Linked DNA regions of Mus musculus: region 2 is linked to region 1. The links are chromatin contacts, found by Hi-C or POLR2A ChIA-PET in ENCODE. All regions are on one chromosome and are shown on one strand. The core of a region is the stretch at or near the end of the contact, and the rest is flanking DNA. Distances in the headings are between cores, read along the strand shown. Region 1 holds the start of Chfr (checkpoint with forkhead and ring finger domains). Region 2 holds the start of Golga3 (golgi autoantigen, golgin subfamily a, 3).

Region 1 (6,464 bases), core at 3,840-6,339:
AGAAAATGAACTCAGTGTTTTTGTTGTCATTTTTGAAGGTTCCTTGCCTCAAAATGTTGTGTCAGGCCTTTTTTAAAAATTCAATTTTTACTTTTCATTTTTAATTTATTTACTTTTACCCTACATGCCTTTTACATATATATCATGGTTTCTGATTCTGTGCTTTTATGGGACTCCTGAGTGTGTGAATGACTATGTCGCTCTGTCTGTATCTTTGTCCTGTGTTTTTTCTCGGGCTCTCTTCCTTTATCTGTTTTGCCTATGACTGTTTGTTTTCTAATGAGACAGATTAGATGTGGCTTCAGATGGGAGGGAGGTAAAGAGGAACCGGGAGAAGTACAGGCTGAGAAAACCATAAGCAGGAGAAAAAAGAAAAAAACAAGCGATATATTTTAAACCTTGTTTTTGAGACATATAACGCACTGCCAGCTCCCTACCTCCCTAACGAGAAGACAAAGCGCTCACCTGGTGTCTTCCAGTGTCACCTCACCAGATATTTCATCCACTGTAAGTTTACAGTGATCTCCAGAGACCAGTTTATTGCTGGGGAAAGAGAGGTCACAGCCTAAAACAGATGGCAAGAAGACACTGGACATTACTGTGGGTTCATTATTGCTTTTCCAGTCGGTGACCAACTGTGCCCGTGGACACGAGCAACATTTGAATACTGAAGTGTTAGCCTGAAGTAAAGGGATAGAAGTTTGCCCCAACCTTCTTCACCCCAGTCACCTGGGAGATCTCATCGTATCAGCAGCTTTGTCACGATAGTTTATCTCACAAACGGCTCAACAGATAACAGTATCTAAATTGTAAAACAAACAAACAAAAAAACTAAACTAAAAGGGCTTAATTAATTTTTTTAATATTTTAAAATAATTCTTAAGTTTTTCCTCTATGGAGATTTGGGTTACATAAATCATAAAACTGAAGTAAGGACAAACACAGAAAATATGGCTAAGTAAAGTACCATAGGGCATATATGAGAAAATATAAAACAGAAAAGAATCTTTATTAAATGCAAAGTGGAAAATACTAAAAAGAAATTAGTGCTTTCTTTAAATTATGGAAGTATATGTGCTGACAGACTGCACCACTAGAGCTCCTGTCTTTTAATGAAAATAACAGCTAGGCAAGAATCTCATACTGAGGTACCCCAGGCTAAGGTAGCTTGAGGCTAGCCTGGGCTATATATCATAAGACTGTCTCAAAATAAGGGTAAGGGGACACTACGTTCCACATGCGATCACAGCCTTATTCTGTTTGGACCTATGTTTGACTTCATCACTGACCTATGGATGTAGCTGTGTTTGGCTACTTTGTGGGCTCTTCTTTGTTCCACCCTTTCAACCCCCTAATGATAGATAAGAGAGGAAAAAAAAGATACAGAAGAGAGGGACTGGCATTATCTTTAAACTATTTCCTGCTCATTAGGGGCATCCAGTTCCTTGAGGCAAATTTGATCTTTGCCATCAGGATATCTAATTTTCTCTTCTTGTTTCTTCTTTGGACACAACCACTTAACAAACTACGAACAACAACAACCAACCAACAACCAACAACCCACCCTGCCTCTTAGGACCCTACCACTCATATACCCTTTGAAAATTCCCCAGAATTCAAACCAAATGTCACACAATTGTAGAAACTATTTGCCACTGGCAAAATCAGACTCCTGCCAGAGCATGAAGCAAATCATGGTCAGCTGCTGTGGACAGTCTGAAGCAGCTCCACATCTCCATACTATATTCTTACAATATTCCTGTTTTCTAAAGAATCAAAAATTCCAAAATTGCCACTGTATATATGTTGGTGGATCAGAAGACACAGCATTTCCCCCTCCTTGAACCACCAACTTTATTGGCAGGAAAGGGAATGAGCCAAGGCCAGGATCCCTCCCTTCATTTACCAGATGAAGCTCTCTGTAAGAAAAAAAGTCTAGATATCTAATAGCTCAGAGAACCTGGGGATGAGTGTTTGGACAGTAACCAGGCTGCATAGTTGGCTATCCTCCCCCAGCCACTAGCTGATGTCCACGAGTTGCTGGCACTCCAGCATACATGGTACCCAGATAGGCTTAGATGCAGCTGATCATTGCCTAGGTTTGTGCCAACTGGGCTCTATAACTGGTCTCTAAAGTGGACTCCTCTGTTAGCATGCCTTCCAGGAATGCTTGCATGTCAAGCTACAATGGAAGCTGTATTTCAGGACTGTAAAGGATATGTTGTAGGTCCATAACCTAAGACTTGCTTGTGTAGAGTTAAGTTACTCCATGTGGTGACCACCTGAGAGTCCAGCTCCTCAGTTTGATTCAGTGTCAGCTACTCACCAGTTCTTCTCTGCCACAATCTCATACTGTCTTGTCTTTTTTAAGATCACGTATAGGTCAATGCCCAAGGCGAAATACACGTCACGTCCCTGCCAGTCTGTGCAGATGCTTTGTGATTCTGCAGGCACATCGGCTTTTCTTCAAGGTTTATAACCTACATCTCCAGGTTGTTCACGGTCAGTTAAGTGATACTGGTTTTCAGACTTAGACACAGGGTCTGTTCTGATACATCAAACACCGATTCAGACATCACCAGCAGCTAGATGGGTATTACCCATCTGTGCTCAAATCTAGAGCTGCCAATAAAGGCAGCAAGAATCTTGTTCTAAAGCCCTCCATGGTCTTGCAGTAGTGGTTGATGGGTCACAGAAGGCCTCAAGCCCCTGCTACTATTATTAGCCTTCTGCTCACTCTGGTCTGACAGTCACTGAGTTTCTACATAGTGATCTTTGCATTCCCTGCCAATAGCTCAACAGACCCAGCCAACACGCAGACACAACTTAGGCACCAAAGAAGAAGATGAGTACATGAAAAGGTAAGACACAGACATGGCCCAGCTAGGGAAGGCCCCATGGATGCTGGGTTCACAGGTTCTACCCAGGCCCCTGAAAGAGGAAGTAACTGACAACTAGTGGAAGCTGTAGAAAGTCATGGTGAGGGTATCTGCCAGTGACACTGGCTTGAGGAGACAGAAAAAAGCAGGAGTTAGAAGATTCTGTGCTGTGGTGGCGCACGCCTTTAATCCCAGCACTTGAGAGGCAGAAGCAGGCAGATCTCTATGACTTTGAGGCCAGCATGGTCTACAAAGGAAGTTCCAAGACAGCCAGGGCTGTTATACAGGAAAACCTTGCCTCAAAAAACCAAAAAAGAAAAAAAGTAAGAAAAAAAAAAAAAAAAAGACACTACTTTTCTTCTCCTCTGGCATTCAAAGTCAATTCCATTTAAAATCCCGTAAAACTTTTAGTGTGAAGATCAGAGAACAACCTCCAGGGGTTAGTTTTAGCCTTCCACATAGTATCAGCAAACTAGTGCAGTGACCTTTACATTGTTAGTGAAAGTAATTATTAAAAGCATTTCTATTAGAAAGCAGGTTTTTGTTTTTTGTTTTAACATGCAATGCAGTGTCTTGATATGTGTATTATGGTGAGAGGCTCTCTAATGTATGTGTATGCATGTGCACATGATCATGTTTGCAGAGGCAGACAGGGTCTCTCAATGAGAGCCTAGAGCTCAAGAAGTCTGCAAAAGTAGTCCCAGCAAGCAAACGTGGCTCCTTCTGTCTCTGCCTCCTCACAACTAGGACTAGTCATGTACCACCACACTTAGTTTTTTACATAGGCTCTGGGGATTTGAACTCAGGTCCTCAAGCACTTTACCATCTAAGCTCTCTCCGAGTCCAAAGCTAGGTTACACACAAGCAGTTCATGTAAGATTTTATCAATCCTCCTAGCAAAATAAGGTGGACACAAGTTATAGAAATCTATGTCCTAATCCCAGCACTCGGGAGGCACAGGCAGGTGGATTTCTGAGCTTGAGGCCAGCCTGGTCTACAGAGTGAGTTCCAGGACAGCCAAGGCTATACATAGAAACCCTGCCTCATAACCGCCCCCCCAAAAAAAACAAAAACAAAAACAAACGAAAAAAAGAAATGTATGTCCTTGACCCAAAGCAATCGATGTTGGGATCTGTGTATAACTTTGTTCAAATTCTCAGTTTCCTAAGTTCATTAAATAAATTATTCTATTTCCTGGGACTTTGAGATCTTTTCAAATAGAAACCCTGCCATTATAAGTTGCCCTCAGAGCACTGGTTTAACAGTGTCCTAGTCTTCCAGCATATTCTTTGTTCTCATTTGTCACAAAACATTTTTTCTAAAGTCCCTGTGGTTTATTTTTTTTCACCCGTCAACCTTTTAACAGTGGTGTCAAATTTCTACATACCTTTTTTCAGTTTTCCTTTTGTTAATAATTTCTAATTGCATTTCATTGAGAAAGAGAAGTGTACAGTAATGAGGACAAGATCGTATTTCGAAGGATATATTTACAGATCTATTTCACAAAGTTGTACTGAGAACTGACTGATATCCATCATCAAGCATCCAGAAGAGCAACTGCACAAATAAATAAGCCCATTTTATGGGGGGGGGGGGGGGTTGAAAAACAGTGCACACACACACACCCCCCGAATTCCAGTAGCTTCTGTATCGCCAGCCGGGTACTTTTCCCACTTCAAACCCCCTGTCGGTTTCCCCATCTAAACCCACTCTGACTAGGTCTTCGATCCTGTTCTAGGCCCTCGGTCTCCTCTCAGTTGGGTACCCACTTTAGGTCCCTATGCTTCATCCCTGTCTACCCCTTTAGCCTTTATCCTCGTCCTCACTCCACTCTGGCCACCGCACCTCTCCTCCTTCCGATGGTCCACTCGCGTTTCCAAAGAAGGATCTGGGGTTCGTCCTCCTCTGCGCCTAGACGAAGAAGCCTCCCCCAGGGTTCCTGCGGCGGCGGCGGCTGCTCTTCCCCGTGTAGCTCCATAGGACTCACATCTACAGAGACCCAGAAACGCCGGCTCAGGGACTACTTAAAAAACGCTCAGCACCGCTGCTATAGCCTGGCCGCCGCCTGCCTCCCCAGCCAGGACCCCACCCGCCGGCCAGCTTACCCCACGCCCTGCGCGGATCCCGGAACCGGCCTTACAGTCGCCGCCACCGCTGTCAACAGACATCTCGGGTACCCCAGCTGATCCACGGGAGGCGAGGGGGAGGGGAGCAGAGCGGTACGCCCTGTGATTGGCTGGCGGCCGTGCCCACCGAGAGCGACGGCTAGAGCGGTGCCAGAAAAGGCTATCCGGAGGGGGCGGGGCGGAGCGATCGGAGCCTGCGCAGATGAGAGAATGTGCACCTTGTTGCCATCTTTGATGCTGGCAGGCAGGCGCACTTACCTTCCTGCAAAAGCACGGAAGTAGCTGTGGAGGGCACCATGTTAGATTCGGGCCAAAAAAAAAAAAAGACCGAGTAACTTATAGATCGGAAGGTCCTTAAAACCTCACTTGTAATTCCGAGATAAGGTGCTATTTTCACACGTCAGATTACAAAATGTGAAAGCTTGGTACAGTGGGCCAGCCCTTCGCAAGGAGCATAATTTAAGATGTCAATTAGAATAGAAACAGGTAACTCGTCTCTGAGGGCTGATTTGCGGTATCTTTAAATCCTGTTTCTTAGGATCTTGTGTCATTCCCGAGTTGTATGCTACAAGCATGTTGGTGACCCCCCGGTGAGAGAGAAACACTGGCAAAAACAATGCCCTGGAAGAAAGTCACTGAAGACAGAGAAGCAAAGTCCACACACAGTGGTTCTTGAGCAGCTCGGAGTAATGTCTTTGCTGGTGAACAGCTTCAAAAAAGTATTAAACATCTGTTTGTTTGTTTGTTTGTTTGTTTGTTTGTTTTGTAAAAAGAAAACACATACACAGACACATTTGTAAATATATGTGGAAATGCGTCTTTGCCTATGTCTACAAAGATTTACTCAAATACTTTTGAAAGGATATAAAAGTAGCAGTGGCTGCCTCCGGGAACATGGATTTGTACCGGTCTGAAAATCGCCGAAGAAGACCCCAGACATAGATAATATGCAAAGACAAAGAGCGTTTATTCTGAAGAAACAAGCAGTATGTGGGTCACATTTTTTGAAATGGTGTCCGCAGTCAAGGGTGTGTGGGCCTTCTTATTGGGGGGTGGATATTAGGTAATCTCTAATGTGATTGGCTGGGCCACTGTTCACATTTGGGAACTGAACTGTGACCCTCACCCCCACCCCCCAGTTAAGATTATATAGAGTTTTTAAGCCTAAAATCCACAAACATCTGTGCTAAATTATTCCACCAATCAGGATTTAGGGATAGAGGGTTTACTTAGGAACTTGTCTTTGTTGTATATGTACCCTGCTCCCATTGATCTGGGTACTCAACTTGCAGGGACTTGACTTACCTAACATTCATGTCCTAACTTGTCACAGTACCCATGTACATATTTCTTTCTGCCAAGTAGGATGTCAATTCCCAATAGGCCTTAGGAACTTAAACTTTACTCGGCCACTAGTCAAAATGAAAGTCTTATTCCAAATAATTTCTTATATTGGTGC
Region 2 (6,438 bases), core at 3,783-6,282, 41 kb before region 1:
CAGTCGGGCCAGAGAGCCCACAATCTCCAGCGAGGCTTCAGGGCAAGATGAAACATCACTGCTGGACTTGCTTTCCCAGAGGCCATCCTGTTTGGCTGATGCTCCATCCATGGTCAGGGCAGCCCAGACTAAGAAGACTCTGAGGAGCTACAAGTAACTCTGGATTAAGTTTGTTTTTTGCCATTAGCAACAGCTCAGAGCTTCTAAGGAGGATCTTACTCTGTTTTCCATTTTCAGGTTTAATGTCTCATAAATGGCTTGAAGTCAAACCAAGCAACCATGATTCCTGAGAGGACAAAGAGAAAAATGCTCTGTGAAACAATTTGTTAGATTTTAAGTAACAGTTACAAGGCTCTCAATTTGTATAGAAAACAAATGTAGATTTCTGCCCCACAAACAATCCCTGAGTACCTACAACATCCTAGGTTTTGAGGGTAAAATGTCAAACCAGCAACACTTTAGCCCTTTTCTAAGGCATCAGTTTCTCCTGGTGCCAGCTATAAGAAGTTCTACCACCAATGATTCTCCAAGGTTTTTAAAAAGTGCTTGTAATCTGTTGTAGTTGTTCATGTGGCAACTGAGGAACTGAACTTTACATTTTATTTAAGTTTAATTTGAATGTGAATAACCATGTGGCCAGCAGCTCATAAACTAGACAGGCCTAGATGCTCATAAAATACCTGGAAAGACCATGCCCAAGGCCAAAGCTCATACTGTATGCTATTCAACTCAGATCTAGAGGAGTGAAATTTAAAGAGGTGATTACTAAAGGAAGAGGTAATAGTATGCTAAATGGGGATCCTGAAGGAAGATCCAAGGACACACAGAAAGGCAGCTAACTTAGAAAGTGGGCAGAGCAAAAAAAAAAAAAAAAAAAAAAAAAAAAAGCCGGGCGTGGTGGCGCACGCCTTTAACCCCAGCACTCGGGAGGCAGAGGCAGGTGGATTTCTGAGTTCGAGGCCAGCCTGGTCTACAAAGTGAGCTCCGGGACAGCCAGGGCTATACAGAGAAACCCTGTCTCGAAAAACCAAAAAAAAAGAAAGTGGGCAGAGAAAGCATCTCACAGCAGGTAACCATCCACCTTTCCCTATTAGCAAGACCAGTAGTCACTATGGTGGATTAAGTTTAAGAAATTTCATGAGTCTGACAGTTATTAACACTGAAGTGTACTGATGGTATTGCTAACTTATCTCCTTATCAAATGGTCAGACTTAAATATAACCTTCCAAGCACACTGTAGGAATAGTGTTATCTATGCTATTTTTCAGAATAAGCTCCATATTATTCTTTCTGTTCTATGCTTAACATGTTTCATGGCAAAATAACCCACATCCTGAGCTTATAAGTCATGCTGAAGCTGGGTGCAGTGGAACATGCTTTTAATTCTAGCACTCAGGAAACAGAGTCAGGTGGATCTCAGAGTCTGAAGCCAATCTCACCTACACAGTGAGTTACAAGCAAGCCTAGGCTACAAAGACCCTGACTCAAAAAAAAAAAAAAAAAAGAACCAAAACCCTCACAACGAGAAATTAGAGGTGAGAAGCCTGAGGAGCCTGAGAGGATGGTGCTCACTAGCAAGGGGTGATGCTGACTCTTTAGGAGGGCTAGCACGCTGACACCTGTCACTGCAGACACATGGCCTCTGACTCCATCTGTCCTCTGTGACTGATGATTACCTATGAATGAAGGAACTCACCAAGAATAAATTCAGCTTAGCCTATCAACTTAGCCAATGACTTACAGGTCTAGTATAGGATAAACACAAAAGGTGTGCAGGCAAAGAGTCCCAGAGATAATGTGCCTTAGAGGCAGTGCCAATGCACATAACTTAGACTGTTATGAGACAAACATTAGCCAAGAATACTCAAGTTCCACTGATTTAAATTTGCTGACAAATGCATCAGGTTGTTAGAAGCTAGAGACCACGGCATATTCGCCTCTTAATTCCCCTTACTCTGAGTTTGTGCTGAGCAAGACATCTGATTCCTAAGCAGTCCTTCCTCCTTTCAGAGATGGATGGAATGGTACAGCCCTCCAGAACAGAGGACTCCCCAGCTACAACTGCCTCTGCTTAATTCACCCAGATGGCTCCTGATCACAATCAGCTAGCTCCTCCTGAAGTCAATCTACAGATGAAATTTCTGGACTGTGCCAGGAGTTAGGCTTCTGACAGCAGTCCTTCCTGAACTGCAGTAAACTGGCATTTACTGTCTAACCTCAGTCTTCTTTGAATTTGGGTAGGCATGATTCAACCATACAGGGTCTCATTACCTCAGTCTGCTGACAAAGGCAAATTTCTAGACACCAAGGAAGATGAGACAGCTAGCATGGGGGTGTGGACACACACACACCCTGTTTTTGGTAATACACACCACATTTGTGATTTTTTTTTTAAAACAGATCATTTTCATTATTGTTATCTTTTTCTTTTGTTTGGTCAATTTGGCTCTGTTTGTGTGTATGCATTTGCACATCTTTAGGTGCCATTCATGTTGTTTTTCAAGACAGTAGCTTTCTGACCTGGAATTCATCACTAGGAATACGCTGGCTGGCCAGTAAGCCCCAGAGATCTGAGTGTTTTCACCTCCCCAGTGTTGAAGTTACAAGTGTACACTATCATGCCTCACTTTCTTACATGAGCTTTGGCGAATGATCAAAATCAAGTCTCACAAGCACTTTTGTGACTGAGCCATCTCTGCCAGCTCAATCTGTTTGTTTTGGGTTGGGATTTAAGGCTCAATATATGGCCCAGGATAGTCTCCAACTCATGGTGACTCTCCTGCTTCCACCTCTGAATGCTAGCCTTATAGTCATGTACCACTTCACGCAGTTTATAGTTTTATTTTTAACCATTTTTCCTCCCATTTCTGGATGGCAAAGCAAAGCTATCACTGAGGAATTCCCAAGATATACCTAACTTTAGCAGTTCACCCAGATTTTGCATTAAGAGACCATCTAAGGTGCAACAGGCTTCCAGCTTTCCCAGCAGTTCACAAACAGGATCCACAAACAACAGCTACCCCATTACTGAGGTTATCATCAACTAGACAGGACGCACAGGCAAAGATAAAACAGGGCTGGCTTCCTGAAGATGTCTGGTTGGTGCTGCACTATTGAACAACAGCAAACAGCATTCTATGTAAGTGAAAACCAAAGGCCAGCCTCAGGTACAGCAAGGACATAATTCACATGCTTTGAGTTAAACACGTTTGCCTCAAATCCTGTTTTTCCATTTGGCTGTAAGACCTTGTTAGGTAGATTTCTGAGCCACTCTTAGCTTATTTCCTCATCAATAAAAACACAGAGAAAATAAAGCCGGGCATGGTGGATCACGCCTTTAATCCCAGCACTCGGGAGGCAGAGGCAGGTGGATTTCTGAGTTCGAGGCCAGCCTGGTCTACAGAGTGAGTTCCAGGACAGCCAGGGCTATACAGAGAAACCCTGTCTCGAAAAACAAAACAAAACAAAACACAGAGAAAATAAATACAAAAATTTTGCTAGGATTGACTACAATAAGATATAGGGTCTCTGCTAAACAAGTGTAATTAATTCTCCTTTCAACAGCTGTTGAAAGAGCCAAATTGCAGTTATATTCTCACTTGAGAGAGAAAAAAAAAAAACACTACTTAAAGCAATTGGCCAAAACCCAGCTATTTTTAAATCTGAGCAACTTTCATTTCTTCTGTTTCCTTTCTTTTATAAGAAATAGGGAAGAAACAAGATTTTCCAGATTTGTGTCTGTGTTCATACGCACAGTTGTGTGGAGGGCAGAGGACAACTGAAGAGTGGATGCTTTCCTTCCACCACAGGGCTCCCAGGGAACTCAGGTCATCAGACTCTATAACATTCAACCACTCAGAAGTCTTTCCGATCTGCTTTTGGATTTTTTAGACAGAATATTGCTATGTAGCATGGGCCTCAAGCTGGCTGAGGTCTTCCTGTCTTGACTTCCCAAGAGCTGGTATAACAGACATGTGCCACCCTATCCAGGCTTTTCCTTTTCTTTCCATTCAAGGTACACTGTATCTGAGTCATTAACGGACTATAAAAGTCAGGCGGCATTTGTAAATGGTTTACAGTGTCCTACTGACAATAAAATACAAACTTCTTAGCCTCGACCGGAGACCACTTTAATTGGGTTCCTACTTATGTCTGTACCCCTCACATGCTGTGTCTTTTTTCATTATCTGGCTATATCATGCATCCAGAAGTACAACTGACTCTCCATAGGGTCTCTACACTTCTTGTTCACTTTTCTTGAGACATTCCTCTCAATAATTTTGCACAAACGATTCTTGTCATGGAGGCCTGTCTTGACTCAAAGGTAAACTCTTCCGAAGGTTGCACAAACCTAATCCTCTCAACTGTTTTGAGTTGTCAGTATACCTCCACCAGAAAGTGATGAAAACAGAGACCAAAACACTACTGTATCCTGGGACCTTTTACAAACAGGGCCTCTTTTTCTATAAACATTCAGTAAGCGCCCGTGGGAAGGTGGTAAGCTGTTCGCCTAGCTCTCTCTGGTCACTGACTCCACTGACCATGTTCAGCAAACACCTCTGAGCACCAGAATCAAAACAACCTAAGTCCCCCACGCACTGTACGACTTGCCACCATGTCACGTTCGTCATCAACTGCAAAAGGAGCAGACTTCAAACACGCTGACCCAACCAAGCAGCAGTAGCAACGCTCTCAGGGCAGACCGCATTCCGTGGGTGCAGAAGCAGTCTCTGCATTTACTGACAACCCAGCTGCGAGGCAGGTTTCCAACCCCACGGAGTAAAAGCAAAAACTGACTTGAGCTGACCGCGGCTGACCCAAAGTCTGCGCGACCCTCACCGGACTCTGCATCCGCCTTGCCCCTGTACGCCTCTCTGGGCGCGGCCAGGGTTGCCCCAACAGTTCCTCCACGGTCCTCTGCCACAAGGTCCCGACCCTCCTCAGTAATAGCCCCCAAAACCCTCACCGGTTCCGGCCCAACCCTGCGGCTCCGGTAGGACGTGGCTGTGCAAGGGGCGGGGCGCAACAGGGTACCAGTCTCGGGCAACCCCCCGGAAACAAACGGTCCGCGAGGTCTTCGTTCCGGAAGAGAGGCTGCCCTCAGCGGCCAGTAGCCACTTTCAAATTGGGGTTGGTATGGATCTCCGGACAGATTGAGATATCCTTCAGAAAGTGGACTTAAAATTTTGTGTGCCTTCCCTTCAGAGGAACAACTTCCAGCCTAAGAGACGAAATCAGGACAACCCTCCCCCCCCCCCCAAAAAAAGAAAAACGCTTCCGGTGGTAGTGACGTTGGACTCGCCACGCTCCCGCCCCTCGCGGCCTTCTGACTGGTGGGTATGACGATCCACGTGGCCACGCCCCCGGGGCGTGGCTTCCCCGCCAGACACCGCCTCCACCACAGTTCTGACAACTTGTTCCTAAGTGTTTGTCAGTCTTGTTTGTATTATTGCCAGTGTTATACATGGCCGGACACTGCGCCACGCGACTGCATTGCCAGCCACGAGGAAGTCTGACAAGTATCACAAGCTCGAGGACTGACTGGACTATAAAGTGGGACTTGTCTTAAAAGGTAAAAAGACGTCTGCGGTGTAGTTCAGAACTCTTGGGTTCAGTCTCTAGTATGTGAAGATAGGAAAGGAGAGGAAGTTCTCACAACACAATATTAAACTATTGCCACTGCTACATGGGGAAAATGCTAAGTATACATTTTGTTTTCAGTGCTCGAGATTGTATCCTGGGCCTTGAACATGTCTAGTAACCTCCCCACCTCCAAGCTACATTTCCAACCCCAAATAAAAATGACCAAAGCTTTACAAAGATATAATTTACATGCTGTAAAGTTTGCTCCTGTTTACGATTTTATCATTATTTCTGTTTCTGAGTGTCCTTGCCTGTACATTTCATACCAATAGGGTTCATATACTGTATAGCTTTGAGTTCTTTTTCAAATTGTATCCATGTTGTACATCTTTTAGTGCTTCGTTCTTATTGCTAATATCCTATTGTTTGGATATTTCCCTTTTGTTTCTGCTCATCAGTCAATGAACAAATTTGAAGGGTCTTGAGGTAGACAAAAGGACTGACAGGGTCCCAGCTTTATATGTCCAGGGGTTGATGGGGGAACCTGCTGTATCTACTGAGGACTGTTGTGTGCCAAGGACTTTGCCAGATGCTGTCTGCTTTCAGGAAACTTACTTCTTGGAGGGAAATAGTAAAAAACAGACATACAAGAGAGTAGATGATGTCAGAGCTGAATAAAGAGACAGGTGGGTAGACATTCTGCAATCTTATGGATTATTGAGAAAGGACCTCTCTGAACCTGGTGAGTGGCTCAGCAAGCAAGGTCACTTGCAGCATAAGACTGGCAATTTGAAGCTTATATAGTGGTGGAAGAAGTGAACCAACTCTACAAGTTGGCCTCTAATCTCAACGTGT

What was found. Hi-C counts contacts between places; a loop is a spot of excess contacts on that map. ChIA-PET counts read pairs that join two places held with the same protein, here RNA polymerase II (POLR2A).
Region 2: a map of heart shows a loop between it and region 1 (7-fold over the local background). The contact joins the promoter of Golga3 here to the promoter of Chfr in region 1. A Hi-C loop is called at or near these places in 7 of 37 maps with a recorded cell type or tissue (gastrocnemius, heart, left cerebral cortex and 1 more). POLR2A ChIA-PET finds 5 or more read pairs at or near these places in 1 of 5 experiments (Patski).

The regions. Positions count from the first base shown.
Region 1 is chr5:110,134,455-110,140,918 of GRCm38, reverse strand. Chfr (checkpoint with forkhead and ring finger domains) reads right to left here and starts at 5,089. Exons shown (of 18, transcript NM_001289577.1): 1 at 4,985-5,089; 2 at 4,725-4,868; 3 at 466-565. The coding sequence starts at 4,857.
Region 2 is chr5:110,175,451-110,181,888 of GRCm38, reverse strand. It overlaps Golga3 (golgi autoantigen, golgin subfamily a, 3), which reads right to left and starts at 5,032. Exons shown (of 24, transcript NM_001347389.2): 1 at 4,967-5,032; 2 at 1-286. The coding sequence starts at 111. It overlaps Gm15787 (predicted gene 15787), which reads left to right and starts at 5,385. Exons shown (of 3, transcript NR_040431.1): 1 at 5,385-5,572.